2 separate regions of the Homo sapiens genome follow, and region 2 is linked to region 1. Evidence: read pairs that join two places in POLR2A ChIA-PET (ENCODE). Cell type or tissue: Caco-2. All regions are shown on one strand. Each heading gives the region's core, and the rest is flanking DNA. Links, peaks and the distances in the headings are about the cores only. Region 1 holds the start of LOC105372659 (a long non-coding RNA gene). Region 2 overlaps ADNP (activity dependent neuroprotector homeobox).

Region 1 (10,700 bases), core at 3,064-5,563:
ACTGTGGGAGGCTGAGGTGGGTGGATCACTTGAGGTCAGGAGTTTGAGATCAGCCTGGCCAACATGGTGAAACCCTAAACAACTAAAATACAACTAAAAATAACCCTAAACAACTAAAATACAACTAAAACAAATCCTAAACAACTAAAAATACAAAAATTAGCCAGGCATGGTGGTGCATGCCTTTGGTTCCAGCTACTTGGGAGGCTGAGGCAGGAGAATCACTTGAAGCCGGGAGGTGGAGGTTGCAGTGAGCGGAGATCACACCACTGCACTCCAGCCTGGGTGTCAGGGCAAGACTCTGTCTCAAAATAAATCAAATAAATAAATAAATAGCAGAAGTGTCCACCCACACTCAGGCCAGGAGGTGGGATCACTGGAGGCCATGCTAGAAGCTGCCTTGGCCAAGCCAAGGTTTGAACCCAGTCGGATCTGACTTAAAACCTGTCCTTCCAGAGGAAGCCAACTACATACAGAGCCTTGTTCTTCCCCAGTCCCAGAGACCAGCCACCTGTCTGCTGCCACGCAGGGTTGGAATTTAATCATACATTGACTCACTTCATGGGTGTTTACTGAGCGCCTACTAACACAATGCTCCACAGGACGGTGTGGTGCCTGCCTAGGGGAATGCACCGCTGGTGACGGATATCCATGCTGTACATTTACTCACCTGCCATGTGGGTCTGCAGAGAACATGTCTTTTCTTTATTTCCTGCAATGGATCTGATATTTCTCACAAAGCCTACTCATAGGGCAACAAGGAAAAAGAACTAGATTTAATTTAATCTGATCCAGTACTTTAGGCCTTTAGGTAATGCTTGGTCTCAAATTTCCTTCTGCTCCTCCCAGCTTTTCTCTAAGCTGGCACTGGGTGGGTGGGTGGGGGTGGGGGTGTCTGGGTGTTGATGACGAGACTTCCCAGGAGGAGAGGGATTTCTAGCCAAGTCCGATGCCCAAGATTGCTGCTTGGCTTTCTGGCATTTTGGCCGAAACCGGCAGTAGGTAAAACTCATGCTCTGGGCCTCCGCCTGCCTGGTTGACTTGGCTCTACCTTGGCTCAGAGCGCCCTCTTCTTTTTTTTTTTTTTTTTTTTTTGAGATGGAGTTTCTGCTCTTGTTGCCCAGGCTGGAGTGCAATGGTGCGATCTCAGCTCACTGCAACCTCCGCCTCCCGGGTTCAAGTGATTCTCTTGCTTCGGCCTCCTGAGTAGCTGGGATTACAGGCGCCTGCCACCACGCCCGGCTAATTTTTGTATTTTTAGTAGAGATGGGGTTTCGCCAGGTTGGCCAGGCTGGTCTTGAACTCCTGACCTCAGGTGATCCACCCGCCTTGGCCTCCCAAAGTACTGGGATTACAGGCATGAGCCACTGCGCCCAGCCTTTTTTTTTTTTTCAGAGCCCCCTCTTCTCTACTGCATCTGACCCCTACCTGAGCCATCTACTCCCAGACCCTTCTGCAGGTCCCTCTGCCCCTTGTCTTAATGAGGTGTCACCTACCTGAGCAAGAACACATTGAGCCCATCCTGGCCCGGAGGGGACCAGTGTGGCCAAGGAAAGCGAAACACCAGGGCTTCCTTCCTCTCAACTTGCTGCACCTCCAGGGGCCCCACCCCTAAGCTGCTGGAGGGTGGTCTCAGAGCACTTTCCTCCCAAGCCCCCAGAGGGTCAGTGCGCAGCGGTGACTTCTAAACCTACTGTCTCATAGCAAAGTCTGTGTTGATGATCAGGAACTAGATCTGCCATGGTCCTCTTTATTCCTTCTGTACAAATTCAAATATTTTCCAGGTAGCCAGGTGCCTCAGGCCTGAGAGGGGAAGGGCTACTTACCCAGAAAGGCCAAAGAGGAAAGCCCAGTAATATTTTTCGAGCTATTAATATTACCTGGTACCAAAATGATCACACATGTAATTAGTCACAATCGTGGTAAAAGTGCTGAAGAGAAAGCCTATGAGTAATGAGGGTGTCAGGAGAGTGGCCTGACCTAGCCTAGGGGTCAGGAGAGGTGGTCCTGAACCAGGGTTGGGTAAGGGGATCCAGAATGAATAGCGGGGTGGCTGGGTGAAGAGGGGAGTGTGTATGTGCATGTGTGAGCATGCATGTGTGGGTGTGTGAGTGTGCACCATGTGTGCACATGTGTGAGCATGCATGTATGGGTGTGTGCGCGCCATGTGTACATATGTGTATAATGTATATGTGAGTGTGCATGTGCATGCGTGTGTGTGCATGTGTGTGACTGTCCTGTGTGTGCATGTGAGCAGGTGCTGTGTGTGCATATGTGAACACATACATGCATGGGCATGTGTGCATGTGAATGCATGTCATGTGCATGCATGAGCCATGTGTGGTGTGTGCATGTGTGTGTGCAGCCTCATCATTTCCTGAATTTTTTTTTTTTTTTGAGATGGAGTCTCGCTCTGTTGCCCAGGCTGGAGGGCAGTGGCTTGATCTTGGCTCACTGCAACCTCTGCCATCCAGGTTCAAGTGATTCTCGCGCCTCAGCCTCCCAAGTAGCTGGGATTACAGGCACCCGCCACCACGCCCAGCTAATTTTTGTATTTTTAGGGGAGATGGAGTTTTGCCATGTTGGCCAGTCTGGCCTTGAACTCCTGACCTCAAGTGATCCGCCCGCCTTGACCTCCCAAAGTGCTGGGATTACAGGTGTGAGCCACTGTGCCCGGCCATTTCCCCTAATTTGAGGCACTCCATTCTCTGAGTCTGGATTGTTGTGTGGGTGTGTGTGGGAAAGGAACCGCACTGAGGAGGGAGAATCAGATTCTCTGAGGAGGAGGCGCAAAGGTTGGGGCCTCTGCAGGAAGCAGCTTTGCCTGTTCATGGGACTGAGAGGGGACTCAGCTTCTGGAGTCTGAGTGGTTGGCACCACCAGGGGACCACAGTGGTGGGAGCATCAGGGGCAGGAGGAGGAAGGTCACTGTGTCCCCCATTAGGAATGTCCTCCTCTCTTTCCTGCTGGTCTCAGAGCTGAGGACCAGGATACAGATGGCCAGGTGCCTCTGTCAACAGACTCAGGTGACTGGGCAGAGTCAGTTTCCCCACCTGTGCACAGCGAAAAAGAGATCTGTCTCTGCCGGGATGATGAGTGGACAGTTCTCCCGGGACTGGCAGAGCAAGCCTCAGACTGAGGGCAGCCAGGGAACAGCAGGTCATACTCCCATGGCAGAATGATGCTAAGGTTCCCAGGGTGTCCCAAACACCCTTCCCACCCCCTGCCCCAGTCTCATGAGAGGGCCATGGACGCTGACACTGTAACTATCCTCTGCTAGTCAGGCAGATGCTAGTCACAGCAGCATGGAATCTCAGAAACAGCCCTCACAGTGGGCAGTATTAGTATCCCCTTTCCACAGAAAGAGAAATGGAAGCTCAGAGAGGCTACGGAACTTACCCGTAATCACAAAGCAAGCACGTGTCCCAGGTCTATGTGATCTCAAAGCCTTTGCTACTCTGACTCCCACGGCTGCTGTGTGAATTTTCAGTTTCCTGAAGGGGAGAAGAAAACAATTTGCTCTAGGAAAAGCTTCAAGGGCCAGACTTCAGAAATGCCCAGAGCTGTGAGTTCAGTATCATGGCCCCTGCCCTCCCCTCTCTATGCAGGGGCCGTACAGTGAGCTGAGCCGCGGTGAGGACGTGTTAAGAACTTAAAGCAGCGGCCGGGCGCGGTGGCTCACGCCTGTAATCCCAGCACTTTGGGAGGCCGAGGCAGGCGGATCACGAGGTCAGGAATTTGAGACCAGCCTGACCAACATGGTGAAACCCCGTCTCTACTGAAAATACAAAAATTAGCTGGGCGTTGTGGCGGGTGCCTGTAATCACAGCTACTTGGGAGGTTGAGGCAGGAGAATCACTTGAACCCAGGAGGTGGAGGTTGCAGTGAGCCAAGATCGTGCCATTGCACTCCAGCCTGGGTAACAGAGCGAGACTCCCTCTCAAAAAAAAAAAAAAAAAAAAAAAAAGTAGTTTAAAGAACTTAAAGCAGAAACCCGATTTTGAAATGTTCAAGGACAAGGCCAGGGAGGCTCGTTTGGGGATGGGGTGGAGGTTTCAGTCCATTTAAGTGGGCTGGAGGGGAATTTTAACTTTGCCGGCTGATGGTTAATGTTCCCTTCCCAAGGTATTCATGATTTATGCTGATGCTTTAAAAAGAAAATTTAGCCAAGCTAGGTTCAGAGTCCAGGAAGCTAAGGACAAGGCATTCAGGAAAGCTTTGTTTGTAGGGGAGGTTAGGAGGGATAGAAGCATATTCCAGATACCTCGCCCGCTTTTTTACTCCACTCACCCAAAGGAGAGGTCACCTTATCACATAAGACCGTAAGATAGCTCCCCAGGAGGGATCATGCAGATAAGATGTTTCTTCCTATGTTTGAAGAAATAGGTGTCCTAGGCTGGTCGCGGTGACTCACGCCTGTAATCCCAGCACTTTGGGAGACTAAGGCAGTGGATCACTTGAGGCCAGGAGTTAGAGACCAGCCTGGCCAACATGGTGAAACCCCATTGCTACAAAAAATACAAAAATTAGCTGGGCATGGTGGCACACGCCTGTAGTCCCAGCTACTTGGGAGGCTGAGGAGGGAGAATCGCTTGAACCCAGCAGAGGTTGCAGTGAGCTGAGATGGCACCACCGCACTCCAGCCTAGGCAACAGAGTGAGACGCCGTCTCAAAAAAACAACAAACAACAACAAAAAACAAACAAAACAAACAAAGAAATGGGTGTCCTAGGCTGGGCGTGGTGACTCACGCCTGTAATCCCAGCACTTTCAGAGGTCGGGGCAGGTGGATCACCTGAGGTCAGGAATTCGAGACCAGCCTGAGCAACAGGCGAAACCCCATCTCTACTAAAAATACAAAATTTAGCTGGGTGTAGTGGCAGGCACCTGTAGTCCCAGCTACTTGGGAGGCTGAAGCAGGAGAATTGCTTGAACCCGGGAGACGGAGATTGCGGTGAGCCGAGATTGCGCCACTGCACTCCAGCAACAGAGCGTGACTCTGGGCAACAGAGCGTGACTCCGTCTCAAAAAAGAAAAGAAAAGAAAAGAAAAGAAAAGAAAAGAAAAGAAATGGGTGTCCTTTCTCTGTATTCTAGGCCTCTTGTCTTGGCTGAATTGAAGAAAAATGTATATAAGGCCCTAGATGTTCACTGTCATGTTAATAAACCCTTCCTTGGTCTTCATTCTGGGGCCTGAATGGAAAAACGAAAGGCCCAGAGTCTGGGCCTTGGGACTCAGCATTACAAGGGATGGGACCCTGATTTATACTGGCTTAAGCAAAGAAGGGAATTTACTGGCTCATAAAATTTAGATGTCTGGGATTCGGTTTGGCTTTAGGTATAGCTGGATACAGTGAGGTGCGTGGCGACGGGGGGCCTTAGGGCTGATTTTCCTTCACCTAGCTTGGAGCAGATTCCTTGGTTGAACCAGTCATGGTGGCCAAAAGAACGTGGAGGTGTGACTGTCTGTGTTCTACTCCATGTAACTACGTGCACTGAAAAGTGGTGTGGGATCATTCGCCATAAGAAACCCACCCGGCAGGCACAGTGGCTCATGCCTGTAGTCCCAGCACTTTGGGAGGCCAAGGCGGGTGGATCACAAGGTCAGGAGTTCGAGACCAGCCTGGCCAACATGAGGAAACCCCATCTCTACTAAAGATACAAAAAATTAGCCCAGTGTCGTGGTGCGTGCCTGTAATCCCAGCTACTCAGGAGGCTGAGGCAGGAGAATTGCTTGAACCCGGGAGGCGGAGGTTGCGGAGAGCCGAGATCACACCACTGCCCTCCAGCCTGGGCGACAGGGCGAGACTCCATCTCAAAAAAAAAAAAAAAAAGGAAGAGGGGGCTCTGAGCCAAGGTAGAGCCAAGTTAGCCAGACAGGCCTAGGCTCCAGCAATCTTCTTGCCTCAGCCTCCTGAGTAGCTGGGACCACAGTCACACATCACCACGTCCAGCATTTTTTTTTTTTTTTTGGTATTTTTAGTAGAGTCAGGGTTTTGCCATGTTGCTCAAGCTGGTCTTGAACTCTAGGGCTCAAGTGATCCTCCTGCCTCAGCCTCCCAAAAGGCTGGGATTACAGGCGTGAGCCACCGCACCCGGCCAGCACCATGGGGTTTTTTTGTTTGTTTTGTTTTGTTTTTTGGGTTTTATTTTTGAGACAGGGTCTCGCTCTGTCACCCAGGCTGGAATGCAGTGGCATGATCTTGGCTCACTGCAATCTCTGCCTCCTGGGTTCAAGTGATTCTCCTGTTTCAGCCTCCCAGGTAGCTGGGATTACAGGCATGCGCCACCATGCCTGGCTAATTTTTGTATTTTTAGTAGAGACAAGTTTTTGCCATGTTGGCCAGGCTGGTCTCAAACTCCTAACCTCAGGTGATCCTCCTGCCCCGGCCTCCCAAAGTGTTGGGATTACAGGTGTGAGCCACCGTGCCCAGCCGGGTTTCTTTTTTCTTCCCCCACCGATTTCCCACTTCATGGCAGACACAGCACCCTTTCCTAGTGAGCCCATACACAGCCTCAGAATCTATCTCAACACTATACCCAAAGCAACCAATATCTCCCACCTTGGCGTTGGAACCTGAGCTGAAACTCTTTGCAATTCCTGCTCCAAGCAGATGGAGATAAAAATGCGCAGCTCTGAGCGTTGAGTGATTTGCCCAATGTCACACGGGAACTCAGGCAGAGAACCCTCCTGACTCAGCCAGCCCCCTTTCCCGTGGGATCCTGCCTGATGTGAGCCTTGAAAGAAGGTCTGTCCCTCAGTGGAGATTTCCACTCCAGGCAGCGGCTGCACACACACATGGAAAAGAAATAGACTCGAGGTCAGAGCAAAGCCAACAGTGCGACTGCTGACCCAGCTCTCAGGAGTGGCGCACAGCATGGAGAGCAGACAGGCGGGAGGGCTCACAGCCTAGCAGCCACGCTGTTTGTCCACCACAGAGATCTCACTGGGCTTCACGGTGTCCTACCTTAAATATTAGGTTGGTGCAAAAGTAATTGCAGTTTTTGTCCTTGAAAGTAATATATTGGGGCCAGGTGCGGTGGCTCACGCCTATAGTGCCAGCACTTTGGGAGGTCGAGGCAGGTGGATCACCTGAAGCCAGGAGTTCGAGACCAGCCTGACCAACATGGTGAAACCCCGTCTCTACTAAAAATACAGAAATTAGCCAGGTGTAGTGGCGAGAGCCTGTAATCCCAGCAAGTCGGGAGGCTGAGGCAGGAGAATCGCTTGAAGCCGGGAGGCGGAGTTTGCAGTGAGCCGAGACCACGCCATTGCACTCCAGCCTGGGGAATAAGAATGAAACTCCATCTCAAAAAAAAAAAAAAAAAAGAGAGAGAGAGAGAAAGTAATATATTAGGTATTCAAGTATTAGATACAATTAAATCTAATAATGTGCTCGAGTTGACAGCCATTCTCAAATTGTGAGAGAGGTGAGGTGTTTTCCTTCTGGGGATGGGGATCAGGGTTGTCTTGGATGGGGGGACAAATGGCTGGCACCAATCTAGGGAAGCCAGAAAGTAGAGAGTAAATACTGATGTGGCCATTATTCTGCCAGCTCAGTCTTGCCCAATGAAGGGGAGAAAATAGGTGGCAGAGAACCAGCCGCTTGTTTGCCATAGAAAGGTACCGAAAGGCTGTCCTGACCTCTAGGGGCCTCTTGTGATATGAACTTCATCATTTTAGGGAGCTGACCTTGGGCTCATGTGCTCACAACGCCAAGACCTTCACATATGTTATCCTAATTAGTATTCACAGAATAGTCCTGTGAAGCAGGTAGAGTTATTCCCTATGATCAGACGCTGCACTGGGGCGCTTGGAGAGGTGGAGTCGCACTGCCTGACCCTGGCTAGTAGCCACTGTGCCATACTCCACGGGCTGGCAGACACTGTGAAGCCGAACAGAACAGGGTATGTGAGCCACCTGACAATCATTAAGCACGTTGTAGCCAGCAGTAGGTCTGGGTAAGGTGCTGATGGGAGGCAGCATGTGGCAGTCCCAGCCTCAGGTCACTTGCTGAAGGACAGAGGTGCACTGGAGAAAATGTGGCCTTGGAGGCAGAATCACGTCAGTGAATACCTGTGTGACTCACTCAGTTGAGCTCAGGGCCTACAAACAGGTGCAGTCAGCAGTTTGAAAACTTTTTTTTTTTTTTTTTTTTTTGAGACAGTCTCTCTCTGTCACCCGGGCTGGAGTACAGTGGTGAGATCTTGGCCCACTGCAACCTCCACCTCCCCGGTTCAAGTGATTCTCCTGGCTTCAGTCTCCCGAGTAACTGGGACTACAGGCATGCGCTATGACAATCTGGCTAATTTTTATATTTTTAGTAGAGATGAGGTTTCACCATGTTGGCCAGGCTGGTCTCGAACTCCTGACCTCAAGTGACCCACCCGCCTCGGCCTCCCCAAGTGTTGGGATTACAGGCGTGAGCCACTGTGTCCGTCCTGAAAACTTCTTGTCTAGCACAAACTCCCATTGTACAGGTGAGAAAGCTGAGGCTTGGAAAGAATTGACTTCCCCCGTGTCACCAGCCAGAGAGTGGTGGGGCCAGGACTGGGATCCTCCCTGGGGTCCTGGTCCAGTGGACACCCCTGTGGGTCCACGAGAGAAGGTATGAACTGTGATGGAAGGGCAGTGGTGGGCCACCCGAGAGGAGGGTCCTGGGTGGGCAGAGGCATCCAGGCACACCAGATGGAGAAATAGCTTAGGGCGCTGTGTCTCACTCTCTGCAACAACTCCCCATGGGAGGGATGACAGCAGTCACGGCTGCACCTATGAAGTCCACCACCTGGGCTCCAAGCTAGCCCTGCCACTCTCCAGCCAGTGGCTCTGGGTGAGTCATGTCACCTGCCTGAACCTCCCTGGACCTCAGCACCTTCCTCTGAGCGTGGCCGTAAGCCTCAAGTGACATTATCCCACAGCCCATTGCCTGGCCCTTAGTGCCCAATTTCACCAATGTGGCCAATTATGACTGCTTATTTATTTCCATTTGGAAATTGGCTTTTAATTCCTTTTGGCTTTTCCCTTCTTCTCTGAGGGCTCCTCCTTCAGAGGGTCCTGCCCTGGATAAAGACAAAAGCAGATGCTCCCAGGTAGTCTGGGTCACACCCACGCCTCCCGTGGGTCTGGAAGTGGCTGGAGGAGGAGTGAGTCTGCGGCTGATCCTTTTCCTCATCAGGAGTCAGCTCCTTGGAGCCTCCCAGGGATGTCTGGAGGGGCTGCTGATTGCAGAACCAGCTGGAAGGGAAATTCGAGGGCAGATGTGGCGACAACGGAGGCTGCAGCAGTCAGAGCTTCCCCGCACTGTAGTGGCACAGGTGCCACGCCTGGAGCCCATCAGCCCCATGTTCAAATCCCAGTGCCGCCACTGCCTGCCTGTCGAGTGAATGTGATTCCTCCCACGGTTGGCTGAACTGGCTATGGACAGCAGCTGTCCTGCGCGGGACCCCAGGGGAAATGGAAAACATATCTCTGCCCCAGGCCAGCTTCCCCTTCTCTCCCAGGCCCCGACCTGCCCTTTAGACTCAGGAGTCCTGGCTTCACCCTTTGTCCGGACCTTCAAGAGACAACACAACTCTGATAACAGCAGTTCCGAGGCTGAGAAGGGGTTGTCGTGGGGACAGCGTGTTCCTGCAGCTAAGCCTTAACCTCTTTGCCTCTCCTCAGAATGCTTCAGACCAGGAAAGGGGAACTTGTCACTTGGGACTTGCAGGGACACTGTTTTGAAAGTAAACTCTCCCAAAGAGCCTCTGCCTGCTTTAGGGAGGAATGTTTGTTTGGGTTCTATGAATCAGAAACCTACTCTACCAATTTCAGGTTAAAAAAGGATGTGTCACAAGGCTATGGAGATGTTTATTTTCTTTTGGTTATTAAAAACATGTTAGGCTGGGTGTGGTGGCTCATGCCTGTAATCCCAGCACTTTGGGAGGTAAAGACAGGAGGATTGCTTAAGCCCAGGAGTTGAAGACTGGCCTGGGCAACATAGTGAAACTGTGTCCCTACAATTTTTTTTTTTATTTTTTAAGACAGTCTCGTTCTGTTGCCCAGGCTGGAGTGCAGTGGCGTGATTTTGGCTCACTGCAACCTCCGCCTCCCGCGTTCAAGCGATTCTCCTGCCTCAGCCTCCCGAGTAGCTGGGATTACAGGCATGTGCCACCACGCCCAGCTAATTTTTGTATTTTTAATAGAGACAGGTTTTCACCATGTTGGTCAGGTTGGTCTTGTACTCCTGACCTCAGGTGATCCACTCACCTCGGCCTCCCAAAGTGCTGGGATTACAGGCATGAGACACCGCACCCGGCCTCTACAAAATTTTTTTTTTTTAATTAGCCAGGTGTGGTGGTTCCTGTAGTTCCAGCTACTTTGAGGGCATAGGTGGGGGGTGCTGAGGTGGGAGGATCCCTTGAGCCCAGGAGGTCGAGCCTACAGTGAGCTGTGTTTGTGCCACTACACTCTAGCCTGGGTGACAGAGCAAGACCCTGTCTCAAAAAAAAAAAAAAAAAAAAAAAGGTAAATCCCAGAAAACCCAATGACACTAATTTAAAGGAAGATTCTTTGGTTCGTGTAATGGAAAGTTCGGGGGTAGTGCTGTGATTTGGATAGGGGGTGTTTGTCTCCACCAAAACTCATGTTGCAATTTGATCTCCACTGTGGCAGTGTTGGGAGGCGGGGCCTAGTGGGAGGTGTTGGGCTATGGAGGTGAAT
Region 2 (10,700 bases), core at 5,281-7,780, 250 kb before region 1:
GAGCAAATCACAAGTTTAGGAGTTTGAGACCAGCCTGGCCATCGTGGTGAAACCCCATCTCTACTAAAAATACAAAAAAAATTAGCTGGGTTTAGTGGTGGGGGCCTATAATCCCAGCTACTCAGGAGGCTGAGGCTGGAGAATTGCTCAAACCCGGGAGGCAGAGGTTACAGTGAGGCGAGATTGCACCACTGCACTCCAGCCTGGGGGACAGAGTGAGATTCTGTCTTTAAAAAAAAAAAAAAAAAACGCAGGAGGACTGGGTTCAGAGAGCTTCCAGATAGTTGAACACACCTGGAGGGTGGCGCCCCCAGAGAGGGTATGGAAGCCCAGTGCCCTTACGCATTTCTTTATCTGTACTTTTTATAATAAACCGGTAAACATAAGTGTTTCCCCAAGTTTTGTGAGATGCTCCAGCAAATTAATAGAACTCAAGGAGGGGGTCTTGGGAACCCCAGCTTGAAGTGTCAGTCAGAAGTTCTGGAGGCCCAGACTTACAGTTGGAGTCTGAAGAAGGAGAGAGCAGTTTTGGGGACTGAGCCCCCATCTTGTGGAATATGACACTGTATCCAGGTAGACAGTGTCAGAACCAAATTAGAGGATACTCAGCTGGTGTCCGCTGCTTGGGAAAAAACCCTACACGTTTGGTCACAGAAGACAACTTCACGACTTCTGTGTGGTGTGAGGGCAGAGGAAAAACAAAGTTTGAGAGTTTTCCCCTAAAGCACCCCTTAAGGGCTACTTGTGAATTATTTCCCTTTTTCACATTGATCTTAAGCCAGATTGTCCACTTACAGCGACAGCAAGTGGCTGTATGCCTGTGGAGTTCTTATGTAGGCAGTGGAGTGCTAGAATCACTCTTTATGCTGTGTCCCTGCCTTGCTGCAATACCTGTTTAGAGTGAAGTAAACTGGGAAGTGCTCCTCACCTCACACTCTCCCTAAATCTAAATTGGTATATTATAAAGTATCCTCAGTCTGTTTTTCTTGTTTAAGTACCGAGGCATCTTCCCCCGCTTTCAAATACAATTTTAGGTGAACTCTTAAATTGATGAAGGGTCGGGGGGCCAGACCTCTGGCTGCCCAGCTTTCACCTTGTCCCTCAGGCATCATCTTCCCTCTGTTTGTATACATATCTTAAACTCTTAGAGGAGTTCAGCCTGAAAACAACTGGTTCTACTGGTGTACTGGAAATTCTGGTGGTCACTGCTAGAATTCTTGCCTGAAATCTGAATACGGAAAGTATCAGGATAAGCAGCAACACAGTAGCAGTTTTCCAGTTGTGGGCACCAGTCTTGTAGTCTGAAAATCTTCCTAAAAGACCAGTGACTCCACATATTTTTTAAAACTTAAGATACGCAAAATCTAGATGACACCTTTATGTTTCTACATAACTGTAAGTCACCTGGGTTTATTTAAGATAGTTGCAGATGTTCAGTTGCCTAAATATTTTAAGTGTCACTGAGCTTGTTAAGAATATGCAAACCTGAGTATGAATGGCTCACACAGATGTAAAATATTGTATAAAAACACTACTGTGCATGATGCATTGTAATGTGTACAGGAACAGATGTTGTTATGGCAACCACATCTGATTCTCAGTCATAATAGTTTGAGCTTTTTGGAGAGGTTATGCCCTGGTGTGAACTCAGAATTTTGAAAGTGATTATTTTAGTATCTCATCTGGTTTAAGGTGATAATGGTAACTGACTTAAGCATTAACTTGCATCATCTCATTTAATCCTTCTGCCATTAAAACAATGAGATAGTGTCCTTCTGCTTATGCCATAAGAAAACAGACCTCTAGAGGTTAAATAACATGTGTAGGATCACAAAGCTTGTAAGTGGCAGAGCAAGGATTTAAATACAGATCTGTCTAACTGTAGGGTGGACCACTGCATCTTTATTTTCTAGCAAAGAAAAGCTTTACTGTGCTATGTCACCCTACCTCTTGTTAAGGAGGTTTGAAGTTATAAGGTACAAATTTTTTACATATGGCTGATAGGTAAGTTTTTGTCCAGGAAAATAGTATTATTAGCACAAATTTTGACTTAGGCTATAAGCTTCACCTGTGAACCTTTTCTTTTCCCCTCGTTTTACTCTTACCCCAGTATCCTATTATCTCATACCTAAGGCAGTGATGGTTTCTCAGACCTCTTAGATTGAGAAGATGTGGCATGGGTGTAAGGTCCCTCAGGTAATTCTGAGGGTTGGGTAGGTCTGGTATCTACTCTTTTACTTAATTGACTTCCTCCAGGCTTTTTTTTTTTTTTTAATGGAGTCCAGGCTGGAGTGCAGTGGCGCGATCTCAACCTCTGCCTCCTGGGCGCAAGAAATTCTCCTGCCTCAGCCTCCCGAGTAGCTGGGATTACAGGCGCTGGCCACCACACCGAGCTCATGTTTGTATTTTTAGTAGAGATGGGTTTCACCATGTTGGTCAGGCTTGTCTCAAACTCCTGACCTCAAGTGATCTGTCTGCCTTGGCCTCCCAAAGTGCTGGGATTGCAGGCATGAGCCACTGCTTTCTTTTTCTTTCTTTCTTTCTTTTTTTTTTTTTTTTTTTTTTGGAGGTGGAATCTCGCTCTGTTGCCCAGGCTGGAGTGCAGTGACTGCAACCTCCGCCTCCCGGATTCAAGCAATTTTTCTGCCTCAGCGTCCTGAGTAGCTGGGATTACAGGCGCACACCACCACGCCCGGCTAATTTTTGTATTTTTAGTAGAGATGGGGTTTCACCATATTCGCCAGGCTGGTCTCGAGCTCCTGACTTCGTGATCTGCCCATCTTGGCCTCCCAAAGTGCTGGGATTTCAGGCATGAGCCACCACACCCGGCCTGGATTAATCCTCTTAAAGTGCCATTAGAATCATGTCCCTTCTGTACTTCGTTACCTGCAGCATCTCCTCGGTGCCTACCAGACATGGCAGCAGACTCCAGCTTCACATTCAAGATCCCCATCCTATCCTCACCCTGCCTTTCCAATCATGTCGTTCCTTGTTACTCAGAAGCTTGACATAGCAACCATTCTGACTCAGTGGAGTTGAGCAAGAAGTTCCTAGAACACCTTGCTTTCCGGCCTCTGGAACTGCGCCAGAAGTCTTTTGCAGTAAATGCAGATTCTTCACCTAAGTTAATGGCCCCAACTCAGCAGCTGTTGCCACCCTCCCTGCTGAGAATGAACTAAACATGAAGCCTCCTAGGATTTAGTTTGTGACACATCTGATACATCGCCTCTTTTACTGCAAATATTTATTGGATGTCATATCTGTAAGCCTTTTCTAGGCAGAGATTCATTCATTCTGTCTGAATTTATTGAGTGCCTGCTTTGTTCTAGTCATTGACATAGATGATAGAGATACAGCAGGGAAAAAAACCAAAGTTCCAGGGTCTCCCTTTGTAACGCAGGCTGGAGTATAGTGGCACCATCATAGCTCACTGCAACTCAAGCCATTCTCCCACCTCAGCCTCCCAAGTAGCTGGGACTATAGGCATGCACCATCACACCTGGCTTTTTACATATATATATATATATATATATATACACTTAAATATATGTATTTTTTCAGGCTGGTCTTGAACTCTTGGGCTCAAGCAATCCTCCCACCTCAGCCTTCCAAAGTGCTGGGAGCTGTGAGCTACACCTGTGAGATGGCACCCTTGTCCTGCTGCATATTTTAAGAGTTCTGTTTAGTCCATCAATTGAGGTCAGGAAAATGAACGTGCTGAAAGATAATATGTAATGATAATAATTTGTAGACATAAATGCCAGCCGTGTCTGTTAACTATTTCAGGTGATATTGTACTAAATCTCTGAAATCACCTGTGATGAACTTTTAAAATAAATAAAACTTTTAAGTCACAGTGTGATTATAATTTTTGTATAATTGGTAGGTAATGTGATGAACCAGGCTGTTTATTTACCATTAGATTGTTGGTTTGCTATAAATGAACTACACCAGCATGAGAGAAAACAAAACTTCCTTAAAGTGCTAAAATTAAATTTTTCATCATTCTGTTACCTTTCAAAAGCTTTCCATTTCATTTTTCCCAGGACCTCTCCTCTTGTTCTTCTACTTTTGTAGCGGAAACTGAAGGTAATTTGAAATTTTAACACATGGGAATTCTCTGAAGATCTTTTCTCTACTGCCACATGCTCAAGTTTGCAAAACAAGGTAGTTGAACGTCTCACTGAAGTAACCCAGCTGTACTAAATCTATTAGTTAAGGCAGAGTGAATCAGGGCCTTCATTGCCAAAAGTAATATAATATCCTGTTCCTGGCCTCTTGGAGTGGAGCAGATTTGCCAATAACGTGAACACTCTACCATTTTTTTTTCTTTAAGTACTTAAAGGTTTTGGGGCCACCTAGGTTCCATTAATGTATTACCACTCATATTAAATGATTATAGTGTCAAAAATGGTCTGGAAATTTGTATAGACCTTCAAAATGCTGTGTTACATCCACGGTTTGTTCTAGAGGTTCTCTCCTTTTCTGGGTAATATTAACAAATGCTTAAGATTCACATTTTGGTAAAGAGATCCATCAGTGATAAATGCCCCTGATTTTGAACCCAGACCACCCTGCTGTTGAAATTATAAGCAGACTTTGTCTCCTTCCCTAATCAATACTGCTGCCTTAAATTTCCCAGTAGCCACTTTAAAAAAAAAGAATGTGTTTATTTTTAATTGTTGTAAAGTATACATAAACTTTACCATTTTAGCCTTTTTTAATCTTGCAGAACTGAAACTCTATACCTGTTAAACAATAACTCCTCTTTTCTTCCTTTACCCAGCCCCTGGCAACCACCATTTTACTTTTCTGTTGCTATGAATTTGTTTATTCTAAGTACCTCATGAGTGGAATCATACAATATTTGGCCTTTTGTGATTGATTTTATTCATTTAGTATAATGTTTTCAAGGTTCATGTTGGAACATGTGTCGGTACTTTATTCTTTTTCATGGTTCAATCATATCCCATTATGTGGATATGACCACATTTCATTTATCATCAGTTGATTTCAGTTGTTCCTATTTTGGGGGTATTATGAATAATACTGCTGAGAATATTGATACACGAGTTTATGTGTGGTCCTGTGTTCCCGCTTCCCAATTGCTTATGTAACTTTTTGGACTTTTACTGTTCTCCCAGTTTGACTGGAGCCTGGAGGTAGTTGAGAACAGACCAGGCTCCTACCAACTCCCTCCTTTGAAAAAAAGGAAGCGTCTAGTTTCCCAAGGGACTTTCAGAAGAACATGCTTAGAGTATTCACAATGGGAAGATAATAAAGGGGAGACATAGGATACATCTGTTTTTTGAAAAGCTGGCCTGTTATTTAAGAATACCAAGGTTGTGGTTTTCATTTTACAAGATATTACCATTATGATTTGCATAGAAAGAGATTCTTCAAATGTGACTATCTAGTGACTCTTGGCCTCCATGGTGATGGTAAGAGTGATTTAAGACAAGTGTCCTTAGAGCTGAATTCTTCTCTGGATGTGATGGAATCATCTGACTGACTTGAGATACGTACAGATTCTTAATTTCTGTGTTGCTGCTTCAGCTGGTTTGGCTGAGCCTTTTAATTTTTGAAGACCATTTCAACCTTGGGTATTGAAGTTCTGGCACTTTCAGATGTACGTAGGGAACATGCTGCTGTTTGTTTTTAGTGAATGCCAAAGATAGAGTTTGGTCTGCATGGGTAGTGACAGGAGTGCTGCATCTCAGGTCTGGAGGGTGGCTTCAAGACCCAGCTCGCTCATGGGCAAGCAGTTGCTTCACCTCAGCTGCTAATTTGTAGGATGAGAAGAGTTTAGATTAGGCAGCTCCTAGGTTCTTTCAGTGATTGAGAGTGCTGCTTTTTCATAACAGATTTCTGTTGATGGTGTGATTTGGAAGATGAATCTCAATCTTTTGACTTTCCTAAGGCCTGCACTGGACACTTGTTTTTTAGTTTTTGGTTTTGTTTTGTTTTTCCCCCTCATTTCAGAAACAGAATGCTTGTGTTCCTGCAGTTGAGGAGACCCTGAAGACTGGTGATTGTTACTTAGATTCCATCCAAACTATCTTTTTCCTCATCAGCTGAACAAGCTAATTCTGAAAAGGCACTGCATATTTTTAAAAATATTTTTTATGTCATATGTATGAAGTGGATGCCACTGACACAAATGTATTTTTCAGGAGCATTAATTGAAAAATAATGTCCAGAATTAGAGTATTGTTGTCTCACTCGACCATCTCCTGAATATGTCACATCCGAATAACAGTTTATCCAGGGAACTAGGGAGACTGACAAGCTGGAGCTTATCCTTTGGAGAGTGGCCTATGAGATCATGGAAGGAATGGTGAGAAGAACTGATCCTGGTTAACTGGGAGAAGAGGGGCGTGTCTTAAAGTTTTGAAAGGCTGTCATGTGACTAGGGAATTTATAGCCTGAGAGCTATGGGCAGGTTACACAGCGTTGTAAAGCATAAACTTGTGAACAGAAGCTGTCCAGTGTGGAATGAGCTGCCTGATGGGATTTTGTGCGCCCTCTTACTTGAGGTGATCAGGCAACAATCTTTCAGAGCATCTTTTTTTTTGTAGAAAGGATTCACACATGTTGATGGAAGGTGACAAAAAATATTACTTTGACTAAACGTTTTTGTAAAGAATGCTATATTTAGATAAATACCATCTTTCGCCTTGCATAAATTTACACTCCTAACTAAAGAAATAGTTATAAAAAATATAAATAATTGATAACAGTTAAAAACTTGAAGAAAATCAGTGTTTATTTTTGGAGGCAGTTTTGTATTTGGTTATCTTTTATTATCAAACTGGGAGAATAGTAAAAGTCCAATGAAGTTAGTAAGAATAGAAGAATACAGAAACTGGTTACATTTCCTGCCTGCTTATCTTTATTAAGAGTGTTATAATATGATTATCCTAGGCAATATAATTGATGTTCATTATTCAGATTTAGCTTTCAGTACATACGTGTGTCATCATTTGCAAAGTAGTTTTCTTTCTTATCTTCCTGGTTCTCTAATTCCCTCACCCCCCTTTTTAGCCTCAGTACTACTGTACATTTTCTAGTAAACTTAAGGAAAGAGGATACTAAACTTTATTTTCTTACCTCTGTCTTGCTGCACAGTTTTATCTGCTAATCCAGAAGAACATTCTGCCCCTGGATAGTCAGAATTACGTGTTTTGTGGATTGGGGAGGGAGGGGAGGAAAAGGAGGAGGCATCAGAGCTGCCTTTCTATGAAGAGTTTCCGGCATCTGGAAGCTCTTTTGCCCAAGCTTATAGGAGAATGGAAATCAGCTACCTCTGTTCAGGGCGGTGTATTTTAGAAAAAGATTGAGTGGGGTGATTGTTTCCAGTCTGGCTGTAGGCTCTCAATCTTAAAGCTGTGTAAGATTAATTTTTTAAAATGCAAATATATAAACCTTTTTGCAACTGGTTTGATTTAAATGTAGGGCTTAATGGCACATGTAAAGCAAATAAAGTATGTTCACTACTTCAGATGCAAATCCTAAAATAGGAAGAATAAGGGCTTATTGGCTATAAGAAGAAATAGGGTTTTACCGTGACCACAGTTTTTGACTCAATGAGTGATATAGACAGGTATTAAATATGTTGCTGAGGTAAAGGCAGGAAGGAAAGAAAATGCACAAATACAAGAATGATGTTTTTTTCTTTCAACATTTTATTTTTTAGTTTCTGAAATACAAATCAGAATACATTTTGTTACATAATCATTTTAACAAGCTTGACATTTTTTCAATGTAAGCTGACTCGATATAGGTACTTTAAAACTTCCTTTTTAAAAAACCATACGTTTTATCTTGGCAAATAGCTCATCAAAAAAAAAATACACGTGTACATGGGAAGTTGTTTTTCATTATTTTCTAGCACAACCCCCAACTTAAAATTTGGTCCACTGAAATACGTAAATATTCCTCCTATCACAAAAATAAAATCTCATGGTTGGGGAAAAAAACAACTGTCTGGCATAGGCCTGAGTGAGCTTGAGAAACAAGTTAGGATGTTTAACTGTATGGAGGAACATCACGGAGTCCACCTAGAACCATCTAGCAGAACGACTAGCCTGTTGCTATTGGAGCTATTCTATTTCAGAGACTGATACAAGGTGCATGCTCGGAGGTTGCTGAAGATTAACAACAGCCACGGAATCACTTACTCAGAATTAGCCGAAATTCAGTATACAAGAATATGTGACAACAGTAGAACAGTCAGCAGTTACTCAGTGCCCAGAAAGCAAGCCGTAAGTTTAGAATAAGAACCTCAGCAGGAACAATAGTCAACATGTTTATAAGACTTTGAAGGTGAGAAAACATTTGTAGATGATGTCCTGTGCCCAAGTATGTTAGTTTCCAGGACACTGGGGACAGCATCACAACATAGAAAGTAAGAAGAAATCCAAGCTGTTTAACCTTCTACCATTCTCTTGAGTACTAAACCCAGGGCACCTTTGGCCACTTGTGGGGTTTCTTTTCTTCTTTATTCTCTATGTAAATATTGCTCCTTGGGACACCAGCAGTTTTGCTTCTTCCACTCTTATCACAGACTAAGTGTGGAGGAGTGTTACCCTCAGTGTCTTGGATGATTGTGGATGCTTTGTAGTACAGAAGGATATGAATCATCTTGAAGTTACCCTTGGCTGTGGCCTGGTGCTTTGCTGTAGCCTCATAATGATCCTTACCATCTGGATTAGCCCCACCTTCTAGTAACATGAGAGCAATCTCATGCCTGTTTTTGGAAGCTGCATGATGTAGGGGAGTAGAGCCATTTTGATTGACAGCATTCACTTGAGCACCTTTTCCCAGAAGGGCTTTTACAGTCTCATTCTGGCCAGCACAAACAGCAGTCTGAAGAGGAGACCAATCTCGCATAGTCTTTATCATTCACTGGCACTCCAAGTTGAAACAAAAATTCAATAATTTATGTATGTATGGCTGAGCATGCCCAATGCAATGCACTTCTGTCCTGGTCAGTTCTCATAGCCAGGGGTTTATTGGCCAGAATCCTCTCCTTCACCTCCTCCAGCTTCCCTCTGTAGGCCAAGTTGCAGACCATAAGTTTAGACACACACCCGTCTGTTTTGCTTTCCCAGGATTGATGTTTTCTTTCTGATTAGTTTTTATCTTAACAGGTACTAAATGTTTCCACAGAGACATAACAAAATCTGTTCTTTAAATAAATAAAATTATCGTCACAGGTAGCAGTTAACTGATGCTTTGATTCTGTTCATGAGAGTCAAATGCTTGTCCCTCTTAGAAAATTGCCAGCATAACTTAACATTTTTTAGTTAGATCATTGGTTTAAGGAAACTTCAAAAATCTTACTCTTAAACCCCAGTGGGGGTTATAAGAGATATATAAAAATTCTTGCATCAGCATCAATTGGAATAATTTAAATATCAAGGATCTGAAATTCTTACATAGTAACTTGGGTTGATGTTATCAAAAAATGAAATTGTTTATATTGTAGTAGCCTGATTGTCTTCCTAATTTTTATTAACTTAGAAAATACAGATACCTTTTTTTTTTTTTTTTTTTTTTTTTTTTTTTTTTTTTTGAGACAGAGTCTCACTCTTGCCCAGGTTGGAGTGCAGTGGCGTGATCTCTGCTCACTGCAATCCCCACCTCCTAGGTTCAAACGATTCTCAGGCCTCAGCCTCCCAAATAGCTGGGATTACAGGTATGTGCCACCATGCCCAGCTAATTTTATTGTATTTTTAGTAGAGATGGGGTTTCGCCATGTTGGCCAGGCTGGTCGTGAATTCCTGGCCTCAAGTGATCACCCTCCTTGGCCTCCCAAACTGCTGGGATTACAGACATGAGCCATGGCGCCCATCCTGACAGCTGCCGTTTTCTTCACTAGTAATAGCGTCATTCCTAGCCCTTGATTCCACACTCTTCTCTTCTCCCAACCCCAGGTAAAAGATAATCCCAGAGAGACTGTGTTTTTCTTTACAACTTTAGGGTAGAAATGTTTTTTTAAAAATCACAGTGTGAACTTTATTTTCTGATCCTTTAGGTTTACTGTGGATTCCCTATCACTTCATACTTTGATCAGACTAATAATAATTGGTGAAGATTTTCAGTAAACTATCAGAATTCTGCTATAGCCATCAAACTTCATGCTTTGGTTTGATTGCCCACTAGGCCCAGATTCTACATTTCAGTAACCTGCCACTTTTGCATAAATTTGCGTCATGGGCTTAGTTTAGATGAGTAACTATTTCGTGGAGGTACTTGGGGGCAGGGAACCTTTTTTTCTTTCAACCTGAGCACCTCTAGTTTTTATCTTTTTTATATTTCACCTAAGATTCCTTTGGAAACGGGTTTCACAGCTTTTAAAAAATAAAAAGTTTGAAGCTAGGCGCAGTGGCTCACACCTGTAATCCCAGCACTTTGGGAGGCCAAGACAGGCAGATCACTTGAGGTCAGGAGTTCGAGACCAGCCTGGCCAACATGCTGAAACCCCATCTCTGCTAAAAATATAAAAAAAATTAGCCCAGCCTGGTGGCGCGTGCCTGTAATCCCAGCTACTCGAGAGGCTGAGGTGGGAGAATCGCTGGAACCTGGGAGGCAGAGGTTGCAGTGAGCTGAGATTATGCCACTGGGTAACAGAGGGAGACTCCGTCTCAAAAAAAATAAGGTTTGAAAATCACTAGTTTAGGCTAAGTGCAGCTTAT

The links. ChIA-PET counts read pairs that join two places held together with the same protein. Peaks named below come from ENCODE experiments on the same cell type or tissue, not always from the same donor. Only the 100,000 strongest peaks of a DNase experiment are listed, where the experiment ranks them.
Region 2: POLR2A ChIA-PET joins it to region 1 with 11 read pairs; 3 of 35 experiments call an interaction of 5 or more read pairs at or near these places.

What each region holds. Positions count from the first base shown.
Region 1 is chr20:50,660,554-50,671,253 of GRCh38, reverse strand. The region is part of intron 1 of RIPOR3 (RIPOR family member 3); the gene reads left to right. It overlaps LOC105372659 (a long non-coding RNA gene), which reads right to left and starts at 4,041. Exons shown (of 5, transcript XR_007067644.1): 1 at 3,995-4,041; 2 at 3,400-3,494; 3 at 671-742. RefSeq lists enhancers at 4,360-4,860, 4,861-5,361. In Caco-2, for the core only: no CTCF peak of the experiment used is centred there; a DNase peak (open chromatin) is centred at 4,333.
Region 2 is chr20:50,912,128-50,922,827 of GRCh38, reverse strand. All of the region lies in intron 2 of ADNP (activity dependent neuroprotector homeobox), which reads left to right. It also overlaps the pseudogene PSMD10P1. Among named protein-coding and RNA genes, the nearest start is that of ADNP-AS1, 14 kb to the left of the region's middle. RefSeq lists a silencer at 10,691-10,700. In Caco-2, for the core only: no CTCF peak of the experiment used is centred there; a DNase peak (open chromatin) is centred at 6,427.